Linked DNA regions of Homo sapiens: region 1 is linked to region 2. A link is a loop called in an ENCODE intact Hi-C map of the cell type or tissue named here. Cell type or tissue: gastrocnemius medialis. All regions are shown on one strand. Each heading gives the region's core, and the rest is flanking DNA. Links, peaks and the distances in the headings are about the cores only.

What was found. Peaks named below come from ENCODE experiments on the same cell type or tissue, not always from the same donor. Only the 100,000 strongest peaks of a DNase experiment are listed, where the experiment ranks them.
Region 1: a loop joins it to region 2, with 2.2 times the contacts of the local background. A loop is called at or near these places in 4 of 110 quality-filtered maps.

The regions. Positions count from the first base shown.
Region 1 is chr5:58,913,499-58,930,470 of GRCh38, reverse strand. No RefSeq gene overlaps it. Among named protein-coding and RNA genes, the nearest start is that of PDE4D-AS1, 120 kb to the left of the region's middle. In gastrocnemius medialis, for the core only: a CTCF peak has its summit at 7,291; DNase peaks (open chromatin) are centred at 4,418, 7,390, 7,930 and 9,618; H3K4me3 peaks cover 482 bases; H3K27ac peaks cover 4,952 bases.
Region 2 is chr5:59,003,021-59,011,020 of GRCh38, reverse strand. All of the region lies in intron 6 of PDE4D (phosphodiesterase 4D), which reads left to right. Among named protein-coding and RNA genes, the nearest start is that of PDE4D-AS1, 33 kb to the left of the region's middle. RefSeq lists an enhancer at 7,214-8,000. In gastrocnemius medialis, for the core only: a CTCF peak has its summit at 3,359 (motif pointing right); a DNase peak (open chromatin) is centred at 4,921; H3K27ac peaks cover 6,462 bases.

The sequences.
Region 1 (16,972 bases), core at 4,198-12,197, 85 kb after region 2:
AGGACCCTCCCGTTTATGTCCCTGGTCAATCTCAGGGGTCTCTAGTAGTAGTACATTCTTCCTCTTTCTATTCTAAGAGGGAAACCAGCTTTATTTCCTACCTGATGTGTTAGTCAGTGTTGCTCTCAAAAGATTTCCCTCTGTTTAGCTGCGTGAAATTTTTTTGCACTGATTTTCAGAGGCTGACATCTTCCTTAGACTCTGTCTAAGGTATTCCAATGGAAACCTCTTGGTTCGAAAACAAAAAGCTCTGTCAGTTCCCACATGTACTCTGAAGAGTCAGACATTTTAGAATCAGGAGGGACTGTAAGAGTTTTTCATTTAAGTTTCCATTTCTAAATGTTGAAGTCTTGAGTGTTAGCCTCTGGCTGCACAATTCAAACCCTGTCCTGTTACCCCCTGCTCCTTAACTGCAGAGAAGGCAAAGACGGACACAGGAAAGGAATCATGTTGACATCTTATGGCCACATTCAGACTTGAGGACTAAAATATGGAGAGAAGGGGAGGTGAATCACCAGTGGAGTGGTTGTAGGCTGAGGACACTTGGCAGCTCAGTGACACTGGAAATGTCAGGGGCATGACTAGGCTTGGGGTGAGGGTATACATCCACATGGGAATTGGATATGAGTTGCAGACTAATGTGGGAACTGATATCAAATGGCTACAGTGTCTTTATGAATAAGGTACAAAAGATATCTGCCTTGAAAGATCAGGGATGGAAGTGACTAAAAGCAATATGAATTAATCTCAAGAGGATACCAGGAAGTGGGAAAGGGGCAGAAAAGAGGGGATTCACAGAAGGGTAAACTCAAATGGTTAACAAGTATATGAACAGTTACACAAACACAAATAATCACAGAACGGCAAACAAAAATGAGTCGCTTGAGATTGGCAAAAATTAGAAACGTCCATAATACACAGCACAGGCAAGGATGTTGAGAAACAGGAGCTCTCAGGCATTGCCAACAGAGGTGCAGTCTGGTACAACCATTCTGAAAAGTGATTTGGCAGAACTTAGAATTAAATGTGGCAATACTCTATGACCAGCAATAATTCTCTTGCACACATACCCAAGAGAAACTCATTTAAAAGTTCATAAGGGACATCATCAAGGATATTAGCATGGTGTTTTCTGTGGTAGAGGGAAGTTGGAAGCGATAGGTGTCTATCACTAGGGGATTGTGTAAGAAAAGTGTAGTAGATGCACATAATGATCTGCTCTGCAGCTGTCAGAAGCAACAACTAGACATGCGTGACACAGAAAAGAGATTTTTTAAAATTATTTGTTTATTTATTTATTTTTATTATACTTTAAGCTTTAGGGTACATGTGCACAACATGCAGGTTAGTTACATATGTATACATGTGCCATGTTTCTGTGCCGCACCCATCAACTCGTCATTTAACATTAGGTATATCTCCTAATGCTATCCCTCCCCCCTCCCCCCACCCCACGACAGGCCCCGGTGTGTGATGTTCCCCTTCCTGTGTCCAAGTGTTCTCATTGTTCAGTTCCCACCTGTGAGTGAGAACATGCGGTGTTTGGTTTTTTGTCCTTGCAATAGTTTGCTGAGAATGATGGTTTCCAGCTTCATCCAGGTCCCTACAAAGGACATGAACTCATCCTTTTTTATGGCTACATAGTATTCCATGGTATATATGTGCCACATTTTCTTAATCCAGTCTATCATTGTTGGACATTTAGGTTGGTTCCAAGTCTTTGCTATTGTGAATAGTGCTGCAGTAAACATACATGTGCATGTGTCTTTATAGCAGCATGATTTATAATCCTTTGGGTATATACCCAGTAACGGGATAAAGAGTGCTGAGTGAAAAGCCTGAGAAGCAGAACAATACCATTTAAAATTTGAAACACATGCAGACATATTGGATGTCCTTACATATTTTGCAAAGGTATTGTATTTATTTAGGAAATGTGATCAATGGCTACAACAGGAGCACACAAAATAATAATGAGTTAAGCTGGATAGTTTTTTTTTTTTCCTGTAAAAACTCAAGTAGGCACTTCAGAGGCATATGGTGGTTCAACACCATCAGGGGCCCAAGCTGCTTCTATCATTTTCCTTTGCCCAGTTGACTGATGGCTTTTATTATCACTGCTTAATCTCCTGCCACCACAATCACAACCCAGCCAGTGGGAAGTGGGAAAAGGGAAGGGAAGGACACACTTCTGCCCTGTAAAAGTACAATCCAGAAAGTTCCACACATCATTTTTTCTCATATCCCACTGGCCAAAATTAAGTCACTTAGTCATGCCTAGTGCCCAGCTACAAATTCTATTACTATGCAAAGAGGAGGACAAAGAGCAGCGCCTGCCACAAACATGCATATTCAAGGAACACATATCAAACACATTAGGGTGGGGGCCTAAGGAGGAAGGAATGAGAGTGGGCACCAGGATAGCAGAGGAAGAATAACACGCAAAATAAAAAAGAGTTTCTGTGTGATTCCTAGTAGTGTATCATAATCTGAGACCTAGGCTTAAGACAATTATCTGCATCTGAGGTTCATGAGAAAACAAGAAGAGGGAGGTAAAAAGAAAGGAAGGAAAAACAAGAAAGAAGGAAAGAAAGATTGGGGAGGTTATGGTAATATGGGAGTTCACAGGAGAGCAGTGTGAGGGAGTGATAATTACATGTAGGTGAGTTTCTAGGTGTTGGCAAAATTGGAGGGCAATTTTCTCAATAGTTTCATGAAGCCACCAAAATGAAGCAGAGTTTGCCTCTGATGTCATAGGTCAGTTTGGCTACTGTTTTCCCTTCTGGTCCCTGAGCTGGTCATTGAGAAATTCCCATTGTTCAGGTACACAAACAGCTAATATTGGGAGGATGAAGGTGCAAGGTTTTCCAAGGCTGAGCATTCTGTGGGCTGATAAATTATCCAAATCTTCATTTACAAAGCCAGGGAAAACAGAGGGATTGGTAGTAGAGCAAGCACTAAGGCTGCTGCCATGCTCTGACGAAAAAAGAAAGAAGAGGAAGAAGCTGGCTCACCAGTCAGAAGACTATTTACCCAAAAGCACTGACTTGGGTTAAGAATTTAGTAAGTTTCATTTGACTTGTGCAAAGGAGAACAAAAGACTCAATAATGATTATGTAATAGGTAATTCTGAAGTGGCTGGAGTGAACATCATCAATTTACTGACTAACACACATGTATCATAGAAGTGAGTTACTTTCTATTTAACCCGTTGCTGGCAATATCCATGGTGAAATAGAAAGAGAATAAAAGAATAACTGTGAAATGATACAGATGCAAGTTCACATTTTTGCTTTAGTTTTGTAGGTTCACAGTCTTGGGGGAGTTACTTAACCTTGCAAAGCCTCCCTTTCCTCATTGGTTGCCTAGCAGAGTTACTTAGGATGCCATAGGTATTTTGCATAAAGTGTCTCCAATGCCTGGCTTATAGAGGTGTCCAACAAATGTTAACATTGTTCACTGAATATGGAATAGATCTGTGAAAGGGAAATGAAAATTCAGAACCCCAGTTTACTATGGCAAAAGGAAAAAAAATAATAAATTGAAAGTTGAATCATGCAAGAAACTGCATTTCCTTTTGTCTCTAAGCAGATAGCTCCGGAGAAAGAGTTAAATATTTCCACAGGTAGCTACTCTATGTTCACCTTATCTTATGTGAAGTGCCGATTTACTGGGCGCAAGACAAATACATAATCGACTATTCCCCTGCCTGCTCCTTTTGCTTTGCAGCACGTGGTTGACCCTGCCCTTCCTCTTTCCCCTGAAGCCTGTGTTTTCCCTTTAAATACTGAAGCCCTCATAAGTTTCTTTGGAGAAAGGCACAGACCACAGACTGTTTCTTTGATTCCACATTTTTTTTCCTCTGGGCATAACCTTAATCGTGGCAAAATAACCTTGTAAATTGATGGAGATCTGTCTCAGATACTTTTCAGTTTGCAGGTCTTTTCCCATTTTATTTTGTAGTTGGTTACTCGGATAAAGTGAAAGTTTTCTATATTTCTGGCCAGTAAATATGTGTGTGCATGTGTGGAGAGAGTGATAAAGAGAATTAATACTGCTCTACATATTTCATTTACATATATAACTCTCACTTTTAATTTTATTCATCCTTTTGGACCTGCAGGTTAGTCATTTTTGCCCATTGCTCAAACATTCTGGGAAATGTGACAACATCCCACAGAGCCTGGGGGGAAACATGTGAAATCGAGTGGCGTGATGAGAGGGCTTTCTTTTGACCAGGTAATTGGACAGCATTCACAATGGTTATGACATTAAAAAACAAATTTCACTGAGAACCTTTGAAATTGCTGAAGGAAAAAATAGTCAGTGGAACAAAGTCTTGAACTCAGAGAACTCTCAGCAGTCCAAAAGAACAGTCCTGCTGTTTTCTGGGAACACACACAAAAGTAGAATAAGGGGCCGTGTGCCAGTTCATTCAGAATCAGGCTTTGCACTAAGGGAGAGCCAAAGTGGAGCTTCACCTAGCTCAAGGACCAAATTAATCACCACCGAGCTCAGATTTCAAACATACTGATAGGGAAACCAGTAATTTTCAGTGAATGACTTTCTGCATGTACTTACATCCTAAACTGAAAGAAATCTAATAATAGCAAGGAGACTTCCCTACTTGGCTGGGGTTTTCATGGGATAATTACACCCCAGGAGGATTAAAGGTATCATCTTTGTTTCTTGCTGTGTAAGACCATAGGACTGATTGTCTTTCAATTACCACCCATAGCTGCTTCTCTGGCTCAAACACTTGAGAATGGGTAAGGGAGAATATATTTGCCAGTAAAATCATGCCTATGTTTTATCTGGCTCCTTATCACATGCCTTGTGTTTCTTTTCTTTTCTTTTTTTTTGAGACAAAGTCTGGCTCTGTCACCCAGGATGGAGGGCAGTGGAGTGATCTTCTCACTGCATCACTGCAGCCTCCATCTCCAGGGCTCAGGTCAGCCTCCTACCTCAGCCTCCTGAGTAGCTGGGACCACAGATGCATGCCACTACGCCTGGATAATTTGTTTTGGTATTTTTTGTAGAGATGGGATCTCATTCTCTTGCCCAGGCTGGTCTTGAACTCCTGAGCTCAAGCAATCTGCCCACCTCGGCTTCTCAATGTATTGGAATTACAGACATGAGCCACTGTGCCCAGCCCTGCCTTGTGTTTCTTAAGGATAGGATAACAATCACAGAAATCAGGGAATCCATTCATGAACTTTAAACTGAATCTCATTTCAGCACAGTAAGTTGTAGTAAAATTTTATATATGTGTTTATATGTGCATATATATACATATGTATGTAAACTTACATATACACCTAGAGAAATATATATGTCTGTATGTGTGTATATATGTATGTGTGTGTGTATATATATAAAACCGTATTTTCATAAGGAATCTTCATAGATTAATGTGATAAAAACTTCCATAGCTCACTTTCAGGAAAAAGTTTGTCTTTAAATGAGTTTGTATGTGTATACAGTGAAAACTAATGATGACTTCTTTTTTTGCTTTCGTTTCCAGTTGTAACAGTTCCTTTTATGCAGGAGCCTGGTAGCACCTACTCCTTTGTCTCTTTTATATAATCTCTTTTCTGTTCTTTAACCTTAGTTGTCCCATTTTTACATAATGTTTAATTTTATAAGATGCCTGGAATATTTCTTGGTATCTAGATGTTTTTAAATCAATCAAACAAACTCTCTCTTCTCTGAATGAGACAAGGCAAATTCCCTTAAATATTCCCTTGCCAAATCCAGAATTTTGCCACAATGTTTAGAGCCTTTTTCTCCTTATGGTAGAGTTGTTTCTCTGCAAACGGCTCTGTTCCCTTAAACTTTGTCATCCTGTCCTGGCTTAAGTAGCGACTTCATCATGCCTAGATTACACAGTCTCTACCCTGCCACCCTCTTCAGTCAATTTTCCCCTTCATTTAATCTCCAAAGTGATGCCAACTCGACGTTCTTTGTAGACAACTCAAGGTCTCTTTGGTAGTTCACTGAAGTGACTAAAAGCTAAGGTTATGTTGATTCAGCCCCAAACTTTAACGAGAAGTGGATGAATAAAGCCCAAGGGTGATGTGGTGAGTTTCCCAGGCCCTTAAGCCTAACCAGGTTTTTTTCTTTGGGATGATTAGAAATTCTCCTTTTGAAACCAAATAGAGATTATTGAGTTTTTACCCCCAAGGACTGTTTTCTTGTCCAACAAGTCTAAATCACAGGGAAAAGGCTCAAGGAGTTACTACATTTGTTACTGTACATTTGTTACTGGACTAGGTGACAACTATGAATACTTTTAGTCTGTTTGAGAGGAAAAAAGGATTACAAATCCCCTAAGGCCCAGTGAAGAAGAAGCCTACTTAGCTAGAAAACCAAAAAGCTTTTTTTTTTTTTTTTTTTTTTTTTTGGTACATGTTGTTTGCTGGGTGCTCCTGATGGGAAATTTAACTGGGATTGCTACCAGTTCTCTTCTGCACTTTTGCCAGCTTAGGGTGACAATGATCAAGCCATTGTTGGTTGGTAAATTAATTTCTTAGGGCTGCCGTAACAAAGTACAAAAACCTGGGTGGCTTAAAACAACCTAAATTTATTCTCTCTGAGTTCTGAAGTCGAGAAGTGTGTTGGCAGCCAAGGTGTTGGCAGGACCGTGCTCTCTCGGAGGTTCTAGAGGAGAATACCTCCTTACTTCTTTCTAGCTTTTAGCAGTTCTTGGCCCTCCTGGCATTCGTTGGTTTGTAGATGCATCACTCCAATCTCTGCCTTCACCTAACACATGGCCATTTTCCCCTCTGTGTCTTTATGTCTTCCCAGGATATTTTTCTCTCTTATAAGGACACTCAGTCATATTAGATTAATGGCCCATTCTACTCCAGGATGACCTCGTCTTAACTAATTACATCTGAAACAACCATATTTCCAAATACAAGGTCACATTTTGAAATCCTGGTCTTTGTTTGGGCAGGCTCAGTGGCTCACATCTGTAATCCCAGCACTTTTGGAGGCTGAGATGGGAGAGTTGCTTGAAGCCAGGAGTTTGAGTCCAACCTGGGCAACATAAGAGGACCCCATCTCCATAAAAAAAAATGTGAACTTCAATATTAAAAAAAACAAAACAGAAAAGAAGCACGTATCTTTGGGGGATAGGATTCAACACACAACATTTGGAATCAATTTAGCTTAACGCTTCCCAGGTATGAGGGATATCATTATGGTGTGATAGATAAGAGGGAAATAATTTCATCCTTAAGGTGGGCGGGGAGTGGGGGTGGTGCATCGTTGGGTTGGGATTAGAAGGTGTTGGAGCCAGCCCATGTCCTCACTCCTCTGCTGCTCAGAAGGGAGAATTACCTCTTGCTGTTTTTCTGAGCCCTATCTGCCAACTGGCACACACTGCAGCCAGCGTCCTGACAAAGGTTCCGTCCGTGTTTGTTGAGTGAGCAATCAGAGCTACATTTGCGCCGTAGAAATACTTGCAGATCTGCCAGGAACATGAACGACAGGCATTTTCCACAAAAGTTTCTCTCCCTCAGTCAAGCCAGGGACTGTTTTCTAAAAGCACCACAAAGGCAGTGAATTCTCTGGTTATAAATCTCCTCGCAGGCAGCCAGATTTGCAATTGAGTGCCAACTTCCTCTGCTTAAGTTTCCTCTGTCCACACCTCACGGGTTTGGCCTGGAAGAGTCTCATGGAATGTATGGCCTGAGGTGGACTTCAAGGGAGGATTTGACATCAATGTGTTTCTGCCGGGGGACCATTCCACAAGGTCATCCCTGGGACATCGGTGGGGCTGGGGAGGAAATGGAGAGGGTCTGCCCTTGACTTCCTCGTAGGCGGGCAGGGCCTGGAGTATTGGCAGCCAGAAGCAGTTGGACTTCCGCCTAGTCCCAGCTGCCACTGCTCCACTCCCTGGTGGCAGCTGCCCGGGTACTCCTTTGACGCAGGAAGAACACTGAGAGGGCCAACAACAAGGACATCAGGGGGGCTAGCCCAGGGTAGAACTGTGGTGAGGCAAAGTGTGTCAGGGTGCCTTGCCACACACACCTCCTTCTAGAACCCTCTGCCTGTCTTCAGCAAAACCTTGCTTTTACTCAGCTCTCACAGTTTGTGCTAAGATGTAGACAAAATTGAAGTCAATCTGAGCCTTTTTGCTCTCTCATTATCGTTTGTCTCAAAAGAAAAATCCAACAAAAAAGTCTTGAAAAACGGTTTTCCCCAAAATCTTTAAAAAGGTGGCAAAATGGGTGGCAGGAAAATATTTTGTGATAAAACAGCAAAATAGGTAAAAACTGATTTTCAATAATTGTCTCCTAGCTGATTCCCTGGACTCCTTTAAAGTGATCTCCTGGTTTTAAAGGGCAATTCACAGAACTAACTTAGATTGTGGACCTCCCCTGAGACTGGAAGCATATATAGTCATTTACTGCATAATGACATTTTGGTCAAAAATGGGCTGTACATATGATGGTATGATAAAAGATTATAATACAATATTTTTACTGTATCTTTTCTACCTTAAGATGTATTTAGATACACAAATACTTACCACTGGGTTACAACTGCCTGCAGTGTTCAGTACAGTAACATGTTGTATAGGTTTTTGGCTTAGGAGCAATAGTTTAGACCATGTAGCCTCTGTGTGTAGTAGGCTACACCGTATAGGTTTGTGTGGGTGCACTCTATGATGTTCACACAATGATGAAATTGCCTAACATTGCATTTCTCAGAATGTATCCATATTGTTAAGTGATATATGAGTTTATGTAGTAAAATTAAAAATATCACCCAGTGGAAAAAACAAAAATAAATAAAAAATAAATAAATAAAGTGATTTTCTGGATTCTGTCCTTCAGGATTCCACTTCTGGACCCTTTACCTTTTTATCATGGGAGCAAAGGCAGCAGAGCAGGGTAAAGGAAAGGGTGCACTCAACCAGCCCATCATCAGGGCAGGGAAGACATAGGATCCACAGGGAGGGCCTGGGAGGGTCATCTCTGGCTAGGGATGACATGTTCAGAACAAGTCTATGCATATAAATGTATGTTTATATCTTGGAGAAGTGGTCTAGCTTTAACTCTAGTGCTAGCTATCACATAATGAGCCAGTTCAGCAGCCACCACCAGATTTCCTTTTATGGACTTGACACTTCACACATTGTTCTTTTAACATTAGACATTTTGAATTGAAGCAAGAAAAAAAAAACTTTACTGATGTCTGACTCAGAGTAAAAGAATGAAAAGCTAAAAACAAGACACGACTTCAGCTGAAATAAATTTGAATACCCACCATGCTCTTTATTCTCAATAATCACATCTATAAACAGGCCAAAAGATCCCAACTGTTCAATAAACTGAGTAAATTTAACAGCAGTTGCTGTCAAATGACAGAGTTCTTGAGGATAAAGATAAACACAGTTGAATTCAGTGTTCCAGGAAAATAAAAGTGCTCATCTGGTTGGAAGGAGTAAGACATTAACAATTACATTCCAGAAAATTCTATGATAGTCCAGATCTGTTTTCTTGCCTTAAATTCTGCCAGGAAAAGTGTGCCAGTGACCTGCCATCCTTTTATGCCAGGCCGGTGCCCAGTCTCTACCTGCATGCACAGCAAACCTACATGCACCTGGCTCACAGGCCAGATGCTCAGCAATGAGCTGCTTGCCATGAAAGACGTCAACCCTGAGCCTGAGAGGCAAGGCTGGTTTACCACATTTACCCTTGATGTTTCCTGGATCAAAGCTCCAGACTCTCTTTTGACTTCATTAATAATGAAGAGGGATGAGAGGCTATTCTGCTGTGAAGTTTGATGATGCTGATGAGTTTTATTTTTGCACTTTAGGATTTCTTGTTCCTCCATCATTCAGGAAAGCTATCAGATAACACTGGAAGATGTCAATGTAAACCTACTCCTTGTCTCCTGATACTAGATATGAACAGCTTGAACTATTCTCCAAGGGATCAGCTGGGAATGAGGGAGGGAGGGTGGGGTGGCGAGCCAAGTTTCCACCCACCCATCCATCCATAACAAAGGAGAGGAAGGCAGTGGTGTGCCTAGGGGTAGGGGAGAAATGCTAAGAGTGGGGCTTCAAGTTCCCATTTGGGCTCTAGCTTAGTAGCTCCCCAGGTCAAGGATCTATGACATGAAAAGCCCAAAATCTCATCTTGGAAATAATTACAGACTCCCGAACAGAGCCAGTTCAGCTGTCTATATTTTGGAGTTCAATGCTTTGTGGTTTATAGTCCAAATAGCCCCTAAAAATCAGTGTGGGAAATAGCAGGTCAGGGAGTCAATGAAAATCGGGTGATGAAAGAGTCTGACATTTGAAAAATCCTTTGATAAGATTGGTTGAACTATCCCAGGGATCAAAATAGGTTATTTTTAACACCCAGCGCCTTGTCAGCATACACAGGGCACTCACCTTAGTCTGGGGAGTTTTAACATTTGCTTTATGAAGAAGGTCAGCATGTCCCGAGTGTGTGTAAGTGATGTCTATTTCAGCATTATTATGCCAGGTTTTGTTACCGTGGCTTACAGTCAGTGTGGCCAGAACCACAAATGTTTCTTATTGACGTCTGGCTTAGCTAGTGTATGAAGGCACACAAAAGCAGAAATCACTCTTCTGATATAGTTTTTATTTTCCCATCCAGGACCAGGTACTTCTCTGTCATCACACCCTGATTATAGAATCTGAACACCAGAGCACTATGCTTCATTTCAATCCAGTGACTTAAAAATTTCAATTAGCCACCTAGGCTCCTGCAGGTGGCATGCTGTGTCTAAGCATCTCTCAGTGAGAACCCTACTGGCATTGGGAGTGAAGGGTGGGATTGGGCAATTCATTGTATAGGGTTGTCCCTTGCAATGAAGAATGACTAGCATGTCTGTCCCCATTATAGAACCGAACTGAGGCTCGCTTGCCCCAGTGCTGTAGAACCAGGTCTCCACATTTGCAGTGACAGAAAGGAAGGCACTTGATTGCAGGGCACCAAGCAAGGAGGACCAGGAAGCCAGTGCTCAAATCCTGACCTCCCCAGTGGCTTTCAGGTAAGGCTTTTTAAAGGCAGAGATAAATTTCAAGAAAGTAGAAGTAACAGGCAAAATTGTAAATCAATACATGGAGGTTATGCATTGGTTTTGGCATAGAATGGCAAGATACTTTGAAGCAGGGGTTTACAAGTCATAGGTAGATTCAAAGATTTTCTAATTTGCAATTGGTTAAAGAAGAGAAGCTTTGTTTAAAAATTTGGGGTCCGCAGAATAGAAAGTTAACCAGCTCAGGGGGTGATTCCCTCCAGGCCCCTCAGCAAGAAATTTAGAACCAAGAATGATGGTCAGAGCTTAGTCTTTAGTTCCCTGTTACCTGAGGTCTACATGCCAGCCGATTTGTTTGGTGGGGGTCTGGGTTTCTGAAAAACAACTCAGAGACATATGTTAAGATGTTACCTTTAGTTTCCATAGGGGAACCAAACATCTCCTTACTCTAACTTCCTTGGTTATTGTTTTAAGCTCTATTACTTTCTTGTTTATTGAGTTGCTTATTTGCTTCTCAAAGATTGCTATGTGCCAGGAATTTCCCTTGAAGAAATCCAAGACTTTTCTTTATTTCCATGCTTGGGGGCCCACAGGCCCCTAAAAGTATGTCTCTGTGATGTCTCTTCCTCCCACCTCATACACATTTCCAAATGCCCCCCTGGAAAAAAGAAATTTGGTTAAGAAACTCTATATTAAAACAGAAGTCAGTAATAAAAACACAAGCCTCTTTCATAAGTGACTATGAAGGGTTGAAGAGTTAGGATACCACATGGCCGTCTGCATGAAACATCTCCTAAGGAAGCACTATTGTGTACCCAGAAGTTTTGCACTCCACAGTTTCTCACAAATTCCCTCATTTGTGGTTTCAGAGAAAGAAAAGACTCAAGCAGAGAAGTAGAGAGAATACACAGACCACACACTGGTGAATGCCCTTGGTTTCCAATGCTTCCCCTGTCTCTGGCTCTGCAAGGGTCTCATGAGACTTGTGTTCTCTCTTCTTGGATTCCATGGGATTGCCTCCAGCCTTTAAATAAATCTCCTTCCCCCTTTGTTTTTTAGATTAACCTTATTTAAGTTGTTTCAGTTCTTTTCAATCAAAAAAAAAAAAAAAAAGCTTGACTCAGAACTTACACTTGAAAGGATAATTAACAGTGCATGATACTCGTAAAACAAGCCATAAACACAGCAAGATCATTGAGGAAATGTCATACGTATGGGAACCAGGTTTATCTGGAAGTCTTGGTTTACACCCATTGCCCCCTTTCACATCCAACATCTCAGTTTGACAAGAAGTTATATGGTCACTATAGCCAGAGGAGCCAAGGCAAACAATGAAGTCTTTTTGAAGAAAGTTGACTTTAACAGAAAGTATCACTTCAGCAAAATGGAAGAGGAAATGCTTTGCCCAAACAAATTTCCTTTAGCTATGTCCCTCACTCAATAGAAGCACCTAAGCATGATTTATAAGGAAATATAACTGCCTCGCCCTCACCAACCAAACAAATTGTTGATAAATTAAAAATAGAGAGTAATATTTTACTCTCTCTTTTTCTTCACTGGCAAACTCATATGTTAAAATCTGTTACTGTGACACATGCAAGTAACTGATTCTGGTTTGACAGAATGGCAAATGTTTTAGGTTTTTTAGTCTATTAAGAGAAATGTCTAGTTACAGTGCTTGGATGATCCCATCTAATTGGATTGCCTTCCTGTTGCAAAAGAAGCAAAGAAGGAAAAGGAATCTCCCCTTCATGAGAGCGATGGTGATTTCCAAGGTTGAAGGACATATAAAGAGAAGGTCTATGTGAAAGTCCAGGATCCCATGGAAGCAGCACTTGGCAACAACTACTCTATTTTTGGTACCAGCCTGTCAGGTTGCTTCCATTTGAGGTCCCTTTGGCACTATCATGTGGAGTCCAAAGTCAGAAATTGCTTTTTAAAAAAAGTTTTATTTCATTAATTTTGAGTGCATGAATTGTATTTGGAACTCTTAATATTTGATCCTTTTTCTTGAAGCAATTCATTATATCAGCAACACTATGTCTAGTGAGTCCATTCCTTGTACTTACCTTTGGGGCCAAGTTGTTCTGCACAAAGAAGCCTTCTGACTTACTGTTCGGCTCCACTACCTTTAGCAAAAAGGGTTTTTCTACACTCTCTTTCTGTGTTATTTTTCTGTTTCACATTTATATGTCTAGGAACAGGGAGAAGAAAATAAAAAGATTGGGCCACTTTCTTCCATTTCAATCTTTAGAGAAAAGGCTGTGTATAAATAAATTAATGAAACAGTAGGAATACAGTTAACACAACCTTGGATGTAAACTTCTCACTCTGAGTTTGAATACTTCTCACGTATTTTCCATTCACCCTTTTTTTCTGCTGGGCTTTTGTATCTTCACTACTATGAGACTTCCAGTTGTGACTATTGTGGATGCTGTCTGTTACTTGTGAATTTCAGTCTCCTGTCTTTTGTTTCTGAATTCAAGGGCTTTATTATTATTATTATTCTATATTCAGCGCCTTAGCTACTCTCTTTCTCTATCTCACTCCTTCCTCTCCAGTGCAGCCCCTTTGCTCCTTTTGGCTTTACTATATTTAGAGATCCAATGTATTGTATGCCAACTTTATTTTAATAGTGCATTAGTTTCCTATTACAAGGTAACAAATTAACCACAGACTTGGTGGCTTAAAACAACATACTTTTATTCTTCTACAGTTCTAGAAGTCAGAAGTCCAAATGGGTTTCACTGGGTTGAAATCAAGGTGTGAGCAGCTTTGTGCTCCTTTTAGAGAGTCTGGGGGGAATTTGTTTCCTAGCCTTTCTCAGCATGGAGAGCTACATTCCTTGCATTCATTGGCTCATGGCTGTTCCCTCCATCTTTAAAGCCAGTGCTGTAACACCTTCTCTCTGACTCTGTTTCCATCACATGCTCTTCTGTGCTCAACTCACCACCTGCCTTTGTCTTATAAGGATGTTTGTGATTACATTTAGTGCCCACCTTAATGATCCAGGCTAATCCCCTTATCTCAAAATCTTTAATTTAATCACAACTACAAAGACTCTGTTACCATATAAGGTATCATTCACAAATTCCAGGGATTAAGACCTGGATATCTTTAGAGGTCTTTATAAGCCTACCACTGCTACTGGGGGGTCCTTGCTCCCAGAGCTCCCAAGATGGTGGTGGCTGCTTCCAAGATGGTGGCAAGCCTCGTGTTCTCTGCCCTGGGGTTCTTGGCCTCACAGATTCCAAGGAATGGAATCTTGGGCCATGTGGTGAGTGTTATAGCTCTATTAGAAGCCATGGGTCACGGAAGAGAACCATGGAACCCAGTGACTAGTGTTCAGCTCAATTAGGATGAACCTGGGCACTTAGCTGTGCAGGAACTGTGGCAAGCCTTTAGCCCAATCAGGAGTGGCAATGGGTGCCTTGCTGGATCAGGAGCACAGCAGACACCCTGCCAGATCCAGAGGGATAGAAGTCAGCGGCGGGTCTGCGACTGCGGCCGGCAGCAGTGGTGGACAGCGAGCGAAAGCTCAGCTCGAGCTGTAACAAACACGGACCAGAAGAGTGCAGTTGCAAGATTTAATAGAGTGAAATAGAGTGAAAACAGAGTTCCCATACAAAGGGAGGGGACCCAAAGGGGGTTGCCATTGCTGGCTCAAATGCCTGGGTTTATATCCCCATCCTTGTCACTCCCGCTGTGCTCTCAGGCAATAGATGATTGGTTATTTCTTTACCTCCTGTTTTTGACTAATTAGCATTTTAGTGAGCCCTCTTTACTACCTGATTGGTCCGGTGTGAGCTAAGTTGCAAGCCCTGTGTTTAAAGGTGGAAGCGGTCACCTTCCCAGCTAGGCTTAGGGATTCTTAGTCAGCCTAGGAAATCCAGCTAGTCCTGTCTCTCACCACAAATAGTTAATGCAAATCAGTGTTTAACCACCTTTGTCATAAAGTACTTTGAATTCATGATTTTTCCAATAAAATCAGAAACCCACAGCCTGAGATTGTAGGTCCCCACAATCTGCCCCCTATTTCCTTTCACACACTGAGTATGTGAATAGGGCCAGGATTATGGTGTAACAAATAGGGAACACAGGGCACAAAAAAATGGATGCTCACTCTCAGGGTATGCAAATGCAGAGCTGCACTTGCACAACCTTGAGAGTGTCTCCTTAAATTTTGCACCCAGCGGGGCATTGTGGCTCACACCTGTAATCCCAGCCCTTTGGGAGTTTGAGGCGGGTAGATCAGCTGAGGTCAGGAGTTTGAGACCAGCCTGGCCAACATGGTGAAACCCCATCTCTACTAAAAATACAAAAATTAGCCTGCGTGGTGGTGTGCACCTATAATCCCAGCTACTTGGGAGGCTGAGGCAGGAGAATCGGTTGAACCCGGGAAGCAGAGTTTGCAGTGAGCCAAGATTGCACCACTGTACTCCAGCCTGGGTGACAGAGTGAGACTCCATCTCAAAATAATAATAATAAGAATAATAATTTAAAAAATTGCACGCTATGCACTTTACTTGCTTCACCCTCGTTCTGGCCCCGAAGCAGATCACATATTGCTGGGGTTGTATGCATCCAATTCTTTTCTGCCTTTGTTCACGCCATTGTCTCAACCTGAAAATCCCAGTATTTGTATTCTCTAGGCTTCAAGGCACAGATATCAGTTCCTCCACAAGGCCTTATAAAATTGAAATGGAATGTCTTCTTTGCTCATTCTGGTTGAGATCTCTGTGGGATCTCCAAATATATAGATTCTGAACAAATTGAGATTAGACAAATCAATCATTGTGGGAAGCTTTCCTATATAAGCCTTACAATCTGGAGAATTGGAGAAGAACTCTGTGGTCAGCCCACATCACTGCAACCTCTGCCTCCCAGGTTCAAGTGATTCTCCCACCTCAGCCTCCTGGGTAGCTAATATTACAGGTGTGCACCACCACGCCCAGATAATTTTTTGCATTTTAGTAGAGATGGGGTTTTATCATGTTGCCCAGGCTGGCCTCAAACTCCTGAGCTCAAGCAATCCACCCTCCTCAGCCTCCCAAGGTGCTAGGGAGCCACCGCACCCAACCAGACTTTTTGATTTTAGTTTTGTTAGGATGCTGGTCAGGAATGACAATTTTCCAGACTCCAAGACCTGTAAACTTATATTCACTGGGGTAAAGTCTTTTTGGCACTGTACCTTACCTAATATTAGAAATAGAATCCAACTCTGTATATACTCTTGTCTCTGAAAGTGGCTTTTGAGATGGTATTGTTTTCTTTGAGAACTTAGAAATTTTCAGTGGAGGCAGCTGTAAAGGCAGAGGGAAAGCTATGTATTTGTCCACTCAGAGTTTGCCAAAAATAAACAGAAAGCAGACTCGTAGCACAAAACAGCATATAATATTTATTTAACATGTATCGATGAAAAGATTCAAACTCTGTAGAATATTTGAAGAGATTTATTCTGAGCCAAATATGAGTGACCATGGCCTGTGACACAGCCCTCGGGAGGTCCTGAGAACATGTGCCAAGGTGGGTGCAGCTTGGTTTTATATATTTTAGAGAGGCATGAGACATCAACCAAATACATTTAAGAAATACATTGGTATGGTCCAGAAAGGCAGGACAACTCAAACAGGGCTGGGCGGGGGCAGGGACGGGTGCGGGGGGAGCGGGTGCGGCTTCCAGGCTACAGGTGAATTTAAACATTTTCTGGTTGACAATTGATTGAGTCTGTCTAAAGACCTGGGATTGACAGAAAGGGAATGTTCAGGTTAAGATGAAGATTGTGGAGACCAAAGTTCTTTTGAAATCTTATAGTGGCTGCCCTTAGAGACAATAGATGACAAATGTTTCCCATTCAGATCTTAGATAATCTCTTTAGGACTGGGTGAGTCTGGAAGACAAATATCTAGCTATGCTAACAGAGATTCTTTACAGATGCAAATTTTCC
Region 2 (8,000 bases), core at 1-8,000:
TGGGTATCACCAGCAGAGGCTGCCGAACCGCAAATATTGCAGAACGGCAAATGTAGCTACCTGATCCTTCCTCTGGAAGCTTCATCTCAGAGGGGCATCTGGCTGTATGAGGTGTCAGTTGGCCCCTACTGGGAGGTGCCTCCCAGTTAGGCTACTCGGGGGTCAGGGACCCGCTTGAGGAAGCAGTGTGTCCATTCTCAGATCTCAAACTTCATGCTGGGAGATCCACTACTCTTTTCAAAGCTCAGTTGGAAATGCAGAAATCACCCGTCTTCTGCATCACTCATGCTGGGAGCAGTAGACTGGAGCTGTTCCTATTTGGCCATCTTGGAACCTCCCCCAGCTATACCTACTTTATTGGATTTTTGTGTCTCCATCAGCTGACATGGTACTTACAGCCTAGAATGAGCATACAAAGGATACTCATTCGCTATTCGATGATGACTGACAAACAGTCTCCCAGGATCACCATGAAATAACTAAACTGAGTTTGATTTATTTAAAAATCAGGTCCAGGTAACAAACTGCACCTGTCCCCTTGAATTGATACAAATAAAAATAAAACAAAAAAGGACAATATTTTACTTTATGGAACTTTTTATTACAAAGAATTAAAAAAAAATAAAATAATAATACTTAAAAGAATACTTTGACTATTATTTTATCACCTAAAGGCTTCTCTTATTATTTTATTTTTGGAGACAGAATCTCTGTCACCCCGGCTGGAGTGCAGTGGCGCGATCTCAGCTCACTGCAACTTCTGCCTCCCGGGCTCAAGCAATTCTCCTGCCTCAGCCTCCCGAGTAGCTGGGATTACATGAGTGCACCACCACACCCTGCTAATTTTTTGTATTTTTAGTAGAGACAGGGTTTCACCATATTGCCGAGGCTGATCTCAAACTCCTGAGCTCAGGCAATCTGCCTGCCTCGGCCTCCTAAAGTGCTAGGATTACAGGCATGAGCCACAGCGCCCTGCCAACCTAAAGGCTTTTCACAACTGGGAATTCACTGAATGTTGTATCATTAAAGCTAATGTGGACCTTGGATAACTGTATGCCTGTTTTCTGGGAAATAATGGTGGAGCTCTTTGAAAGGGTAAAAATGGTGTTTTATCATACATAACTATGCCTGAGGTTTTTGTTTTGCATTTATCTTTGGGCAAAGTTGTAAAGTTAAGCAAATCTGGAATTGAAATAATTTGATAACATCAGCTAATATTTTTCAAAGTTAGATTTTTGAGGTATAATTTACATAAGAGTTACTCTTTCTAGAGGTATAGTTGAATGCATTTTCACAAATGTGTACAATTGGATAACCACCACCATAATCTAGATATATAGGTAATGTGTAATTATAATATATATGTACTATATAATATAGGATATTTATACCACCCAAAAAGTTTTCTCTTGCTTTTTATAGTCATTCCCCAAACCCCACGTCCAGTGCTGATTGTCCCTATGGTTTTGCCTTGCCAGAATGAATAATACATTAAAGATATAGCCTTTTGTGAATGGCTTCTTTCACTTACAATACTTTTGAGTTTTGAGTTGAATTATAAGTTTCACTTATAATACATTTTGTGTTATTGCATCTATTGGTAATTTGTTTCATTTTATTGCTTTTTAGTATTTCATTTTTTTCCAGTATGTCATTTTATGGACACAATTTGTTTACCCATTCACCAGTTGACTGATATCTGAACTGTTTCTGGGTTTCTGCTATAGAGAGTTGCTATAAACATTTTCATATAGGTCTTTATATAGACATATGTTTTCATTTCTCATGGGTAGATACTTAGAAGTAGGATTGCTGGGTCATATGGTCACTCTACTTTTTAACTTTATAAGAAACTGTCAAACCTTTTTCCAAAGTTTCTATACCATTTTGCATTCTCACTAGCAATGTATGAGAATTTAATTTGCTCTGCATCCAGGCCAGCATTTTGTATTGTTTGTATTTTGTATTTTATACATTCTAGTAAGTATGTAGTGTGGCATCTCACTGTGGTTTTACTTTTTGTTTCCCTAATGTCTAATGATGGTCATGGATCTTTTCACATGCTTATTGATCTTTTTGATTCTTATGAAGTGTTTGTTTGTTCAAATCTTTTGACCATCTTTTCACTGGATTGTCCTCTTATTGTGTTGTAAAGATTTTTTAAAAAATAATTTCTGGATACAAGTCCTTTATTTGATATGCATTTTGTACATATTCCCTTCTCAAGTCTGTGGCTTGTTGTTCTGTTTTCTTAACAGTTTTTTTCAAAGAGAAATTTGGTAAAGTCCAGTATACCATTTTTTATTTTATGCTTCATGCTTTTGTGGTTTAAGAAATCTTTGCCTAACGCAAGATCACAACTACTTTCTACTGTGTTTTCTTCTAGAAGTTCTTTAGTTTTAGATTTTACATTTAGTTCTATGATTCATTTCAAGTAGATGTTAGTGTGGTGCAGGATAAAGGTTGAAGTTTCTTGTTTTATGAGTGGATGCTCAATTGTTCAAGCATTCTTTGTTGAAAAGAATATCATTTCTCTTTTATAGCTCAAATTTTATTACTTAAAATTATTTTAAGATGCACATATTAAAGTGATATGTGTAAAAGATTATATATTTCTGGAAGCATGCCTATTTACACTAGTTATTATTACTTTAGGAGACAGATATTCTCTTTGTTTAAATTGTTTCCACAAAGCATACCACGAAGTACAGAGGGGACATTAGTAACTATTTTATGATGATTATGGTATTCATTTAGGCCAATTTAAGTGAATTGGAGATCCTAATTTTCTCTATAAGGAGACAATACTTTTTCATACAAGATTATTTTTGTGGAGGCTTCATTTATGTGAAGTTTTTGCACCCATTTATTGTCATGATTATTCTTCAGTGAAACAAAAGTCTGTAGTAGATATGCTGCTGCTGCTGGTTTTAGGTAAATTGACTAAATAGTTATACAAAACTCTGTCTCTACCATATATGAATTCAAACTGTATCAACAATTACAGAATACTATGCTAACATCTAATAAGAGAGTTAGCCCATGTAGAAGAGAAATATAAATACAGCTATCAGATCAGTCTCATGTTATTTCAGCTTCAAGGAGCCTCTTAGCAAAAATGGTTTCCTTTCTCCATACATGTTGCAGGTGTTTACTATTTTAAATGAGACTTTTTTGTTAAAAAAAAATTAAAATAAGATCATTTAGAGAACGATTCTCAGCTTGTTCAGATGATTATTTGGTTTTAAAAAAGCAGCCTGGAGTTCCTCTTAATCTCAAATCTCCATAAAACTTACAAGAGATGTTTTCATTTACTGAAAGGAATAGTTTTTTCTTAATCAAATGTAGAGCCATTATCACTAGAGGGCAGTAAATACAAACAGATTTAGTGGATTTACTGGCACTAACGATGTTTTCAGAATACTAGCATTAATCAAAGAAAGTATAGTTTTTATAATATGAAAATACATGTAACATTCTGTTATGTAAAATATTGGTTATGAATCAATTCTAGATTATTGTCTGCCTCTAAAATATTTTTAAGGCATTTGAAAGCAAAGGGAGGCTGAGAAACACTAGTTTTCTGTGGCTATTCTGTTTAATACTTGAAGTTTAACTTTGCCTCAGAATTCTTCAAGGGACATTTAAAAATTAGATTTGCATTTGTTCAAGCTGAACAGTACTGGATATATGAGAGACCACGTTATATAGATTTGCTTCTTGATTAATAACTACCACGACTTTTAATTTTAAGGTGAAAGGTGTAAAATAAATGTAGATTGATTATAGGATAAAATATTTTCCAATAATGTAAGTCCTACTGCAAACAGTGCTACTGCCTGGAAAACTCCTTATGTTGGAGAGGTCCAAGAGCTAATACACTTATTTTAAACAATATTTCTTAAATATTTCAAACACAGTAATATAATATACAGCTTAGAATTGATTATATTAACGGATCTATTATGTAGGCTCTAGGCTAAATATAAAATAATGCCTGAAATAGTTTTCTTTTTTTGGCAATTTAGAGTACTCTGAAACCAGACAGTCTGGGTTCAAATCCTGGCCCTGTTACTTACTACTGGCTTTGTGACCTTGAGCAAGACAACTTGACCTCTCTGAGCCTTAGTTTCCCCATAATTTAGTTTTGTTTTTCCCTATTCAAAAATGCATCTTTTCTCTCTTGACCTCTGTTACAAAGTCAATAATGACAGCATGTGTTAATGTATCAGCAGTTCAGCTCCATCAGCAGAATTTCAAATATCCTGAAATGTACTGAAATAGTTCAAAAAGATTGTTAATTGCTTGGGTATCTGGTAAGGACTGAGAAAACAAGGAATAGCAGGGAAGTGGCCTCTAGAAATTCTGAGGGGTATTTCTAGGAAAAGTCTGAAAAAGAGAACTAACTGAACATTATGGGAATTTTTTTTTTCTTTTTTGAGACAAGGTCTTGCTCTGTCATCCAGGCTGGAGTACAGTGGTGCAATCATAGCTCACTGCAGCCTTAAACTCCTGGCCTCAAGCCATCCTCCCACCTCAGCACCTCCCACCTCCCACCTCAGTAGTATCTGGAACTACAAGCACATGCCACCACACCTGGCTAATTTTTAAATTTTTTGTAGAGACGGTGGTTTCTCTATGTTGCCCAGGCTGGTCTCGACCTCCTGGCCTCAAGCAATCCTCCCGCATTGGCCTCCCAAAATGTTGGGATTACAGGCATGAGGCACTTCACCAGGCCAAGAAACTATTTTTTCTATTTCAACAAACACACTTGCATATATGTATATAAAATCATTTGGGCATTTGAGAGCAGTGGATTACAGATAAGAAACCTGAGCTCTAGCTGTAACGCTGTCCCTCAAGTTGTGTTGTCAGAACTTTTCTGGACCTCAGTTCCTTGTCTGAATGTGTCGTCATCATTACATCTGCATATGAGGGCAGCTGTGTGTTGTTCACATAGCGCTCCCAAACATAAGCGTGTCTCACTATATGGCAGGGCTGTCTGCCTGTGGGCACCTGCTTCCTCACCCTGTCCAGAGATCTGACCATGGTGATAGTAACCATGATTCTTTAATTCAAGGCACTGTAAAGTTAGCAAAAAGATTGAGGATAAACAAATCCACTCCTAGATTCATACTGTTTATCATAGAGTTTGCATCAGCCTAATTATATGATGAGCTGTCATACACCATTAAGAGCAAGGACTGGGTTTGCATTTCAATCCTGTCACCTATGGAGCAAGTTATTGAATATGTAAGAAGGTCCATCTTTTCATGTTAAAATAGGGATAATATTTATCTTATCAGAATGTTGCCAAGATTAGAAATGAGGTATGTAAAGTTCTTTGTGCATAGTAGGTGCCTAGTAAATGTTGTAACTTATTAAAGTTTCTTCATTAAATTTGGTGAAGCCAAGTCTGACTATAAGAATTGTATCTCTCTGGCTCTATTCAAATTTCTCTTCTAAATTATCTAGATTCTCTCTGCAGATAGCAGCTACCGTGGCAATAGGAAGGAGATTCTAGTCTCCTAGAAATGGAGATTAGGGAAAATGAAATGAATTTTAATTTGGCTCAGAGATTTTTGAAAAGATTTCTTATTCCCTAGAAATATGGAAACTTTCCTTGGTACTTTTTACTCAATATGATTAAATAATCTCCCTTATTGCAGCAAATTAGGGACTTATTTGAATAAGTTAAATCCTTTCACATCCAGCACCTATTAGAATGCCTGGCACATAATAGTTGCCAAATAGAAGTCTGTTGAATGAAGGGACCATCACTCACATTCAGCAGGGAGAAGAGGCTGCAGATTTTAGAGGGAAGGGAAACTGTATGTGTGTTTCTGCATAATGTTTTAAGACAAGGAGTATTATCTACTATATGTAATCTGTTTTAAATGTTTTTGATGATTTTGCTGAGGGTGAAAACCCTTGTCCTTTCCTGTCACCTATAATCAGTATAAAAATATTGATGTTTTGCATCTGCATCAGCCAACAATCTTTTTGTGGCAATAGTACACTACCTTGAGAAATACAGGGACATAATAAGATACTTTTCTGGCCTCAAAGATCCTCCACCCTGGATGAGGAGTCAAAGTTGAAGACAGTTGAAAAAAATAGAACAGTGATTCTTAACACTGGGGAACATTCAGGAAATTTCAGGGGACAGTGACTGGGGAGTACTCCTGGTGCTTGGTGGGCAGAGGCCAGGGAGGCTAGATGTCCTGGGATACATGGGACAGCCTTTCACCAGGGAGGTTTGCTGTGTGTCCCACACAACTTCCAAAAAGTCCCAGCAGCTATTCACATAGGTGAAAAAACAAAATGCATTTATAATTCTCTGAGCCTAGAACCCAACTACTTTTTACGTATAAGTATTAAATATTTTTACATGGTTTTAATCCACACCAAATTTTCTAGTAATGCAGCAATAGTGTATATTGTGAAGATGGCACTTTGTTACATTTGAAACCTTTCAAAGAATCATTCATCATATCAGGAAAAAGGAAAATTTTTCTAACATAACACCCCTGTATTCATTTTCATGCTACTGTTACTTTTGTGGTAATTCTCCCCATAAGAGAAATCATAGCAAACCCTTAGATAGCACTTACTGTTCTAAGAGCCTTATGTATATGCACTAATTTAATCCTCACAACAACCCTGTAAGGTAGAAACTATTATTCTCATTTTCCATGTGAGTAAACTGAAGTATGGGAAATTTAAATAGCTTCCCCAAGGTCACACAGCTAATCAGTTATAGTAGTTTTTGACTACTTTTTAAAATGTAGTTGTGTACAAGTATTTATATTTTGTAGTATTTGATAGAAATTACTCATTTCTCCTTTATTTCACTGATAAGCCATTATACTGATTTTTTTTTTAAATCTATGTAGGGAGTATTTAGCCTATATGTATTCAGTACAGTATTATGAAGGAAGTGTATTTAGGAATTTCATTTCAGGATGAATACTTGTTATAAAAAGTAAAAAGTAACTGAGTCTTAAGTTTGTCAAAGAATAAAATTGATGGATGGATGGATTTTTTTTTTTTTAAAGGAGGGGGAAGGCAGTGAGCCTGACTGCAGAGTGTAATTTGCATTTAAATGACAAGTGGTATGACACTTCCACCTGTTCTTCAGGGAGCCTCACCAAGTATGTTTTGCCTCGAGGCCTTTGCTTTTGCCATTCCTCACTTGGTTTTCCCTTCTCTACCCTACCTCTCACCCCGCAATCCACATGGCTTGTTTCCTTTCTTCAGATCTCCTGGTATACGTCATCTCATCAGAGGGGCTTTCCATGATCACCTTATAGCAACCTCTATCCGTAATCCTTATCCCTTCTTTCTCTCCATTGTGCTTATCACCCCATGACGTATTATGTATTTATTAACTTAGTTTTGGAATATAAGCTGCAGGTGAGAAAGCTTTGTTTCTCTTTCTCAGGCAGTGCCTGACATAGAGTAGGAGCTTAATAAATATTGAATGAAGGGGCAGATGTAGAATCGTTAGAATTTGGAAAAAGGCTGGAATATTTGGTCCTAAGATGTACTTTGAATGATTTAAATCTGACTGAGAAAACCAGTTTGAGGTTGGCAGAGTAGAAGAAGGAGGGTATTTTAGGCCGAGAATTTGGTAAGACAGAGATGGGATTGTCAGCTGTATGGTGAAGGTGGAGGAGTACTAGTCTTTCAGGAACAGAGCAAATGTAATAGAGCAGCTGAAAATAGGCTTGGCGTTGGGGATTAAGGTCAGATATGGCAGTCTGGAATTTACAGAGGGATGTGATGAAGCAGGCATTACTAGCTTTGAAGTAACAGGCTGCGGCTGGATTTGAGGAAAATTGATCTGGCAGTAGAGGTCAATATGAGACTAGAAGGGGAAAAGCCAGGGGCAAGAAGATGAGCTAAGAAGCAATTACAGCATTTTGGCCCTGAGACATGGAGTGCTGTGATGCAATTGAAAGGAAATATAACATATATATTTTAAAAACAAATGACAA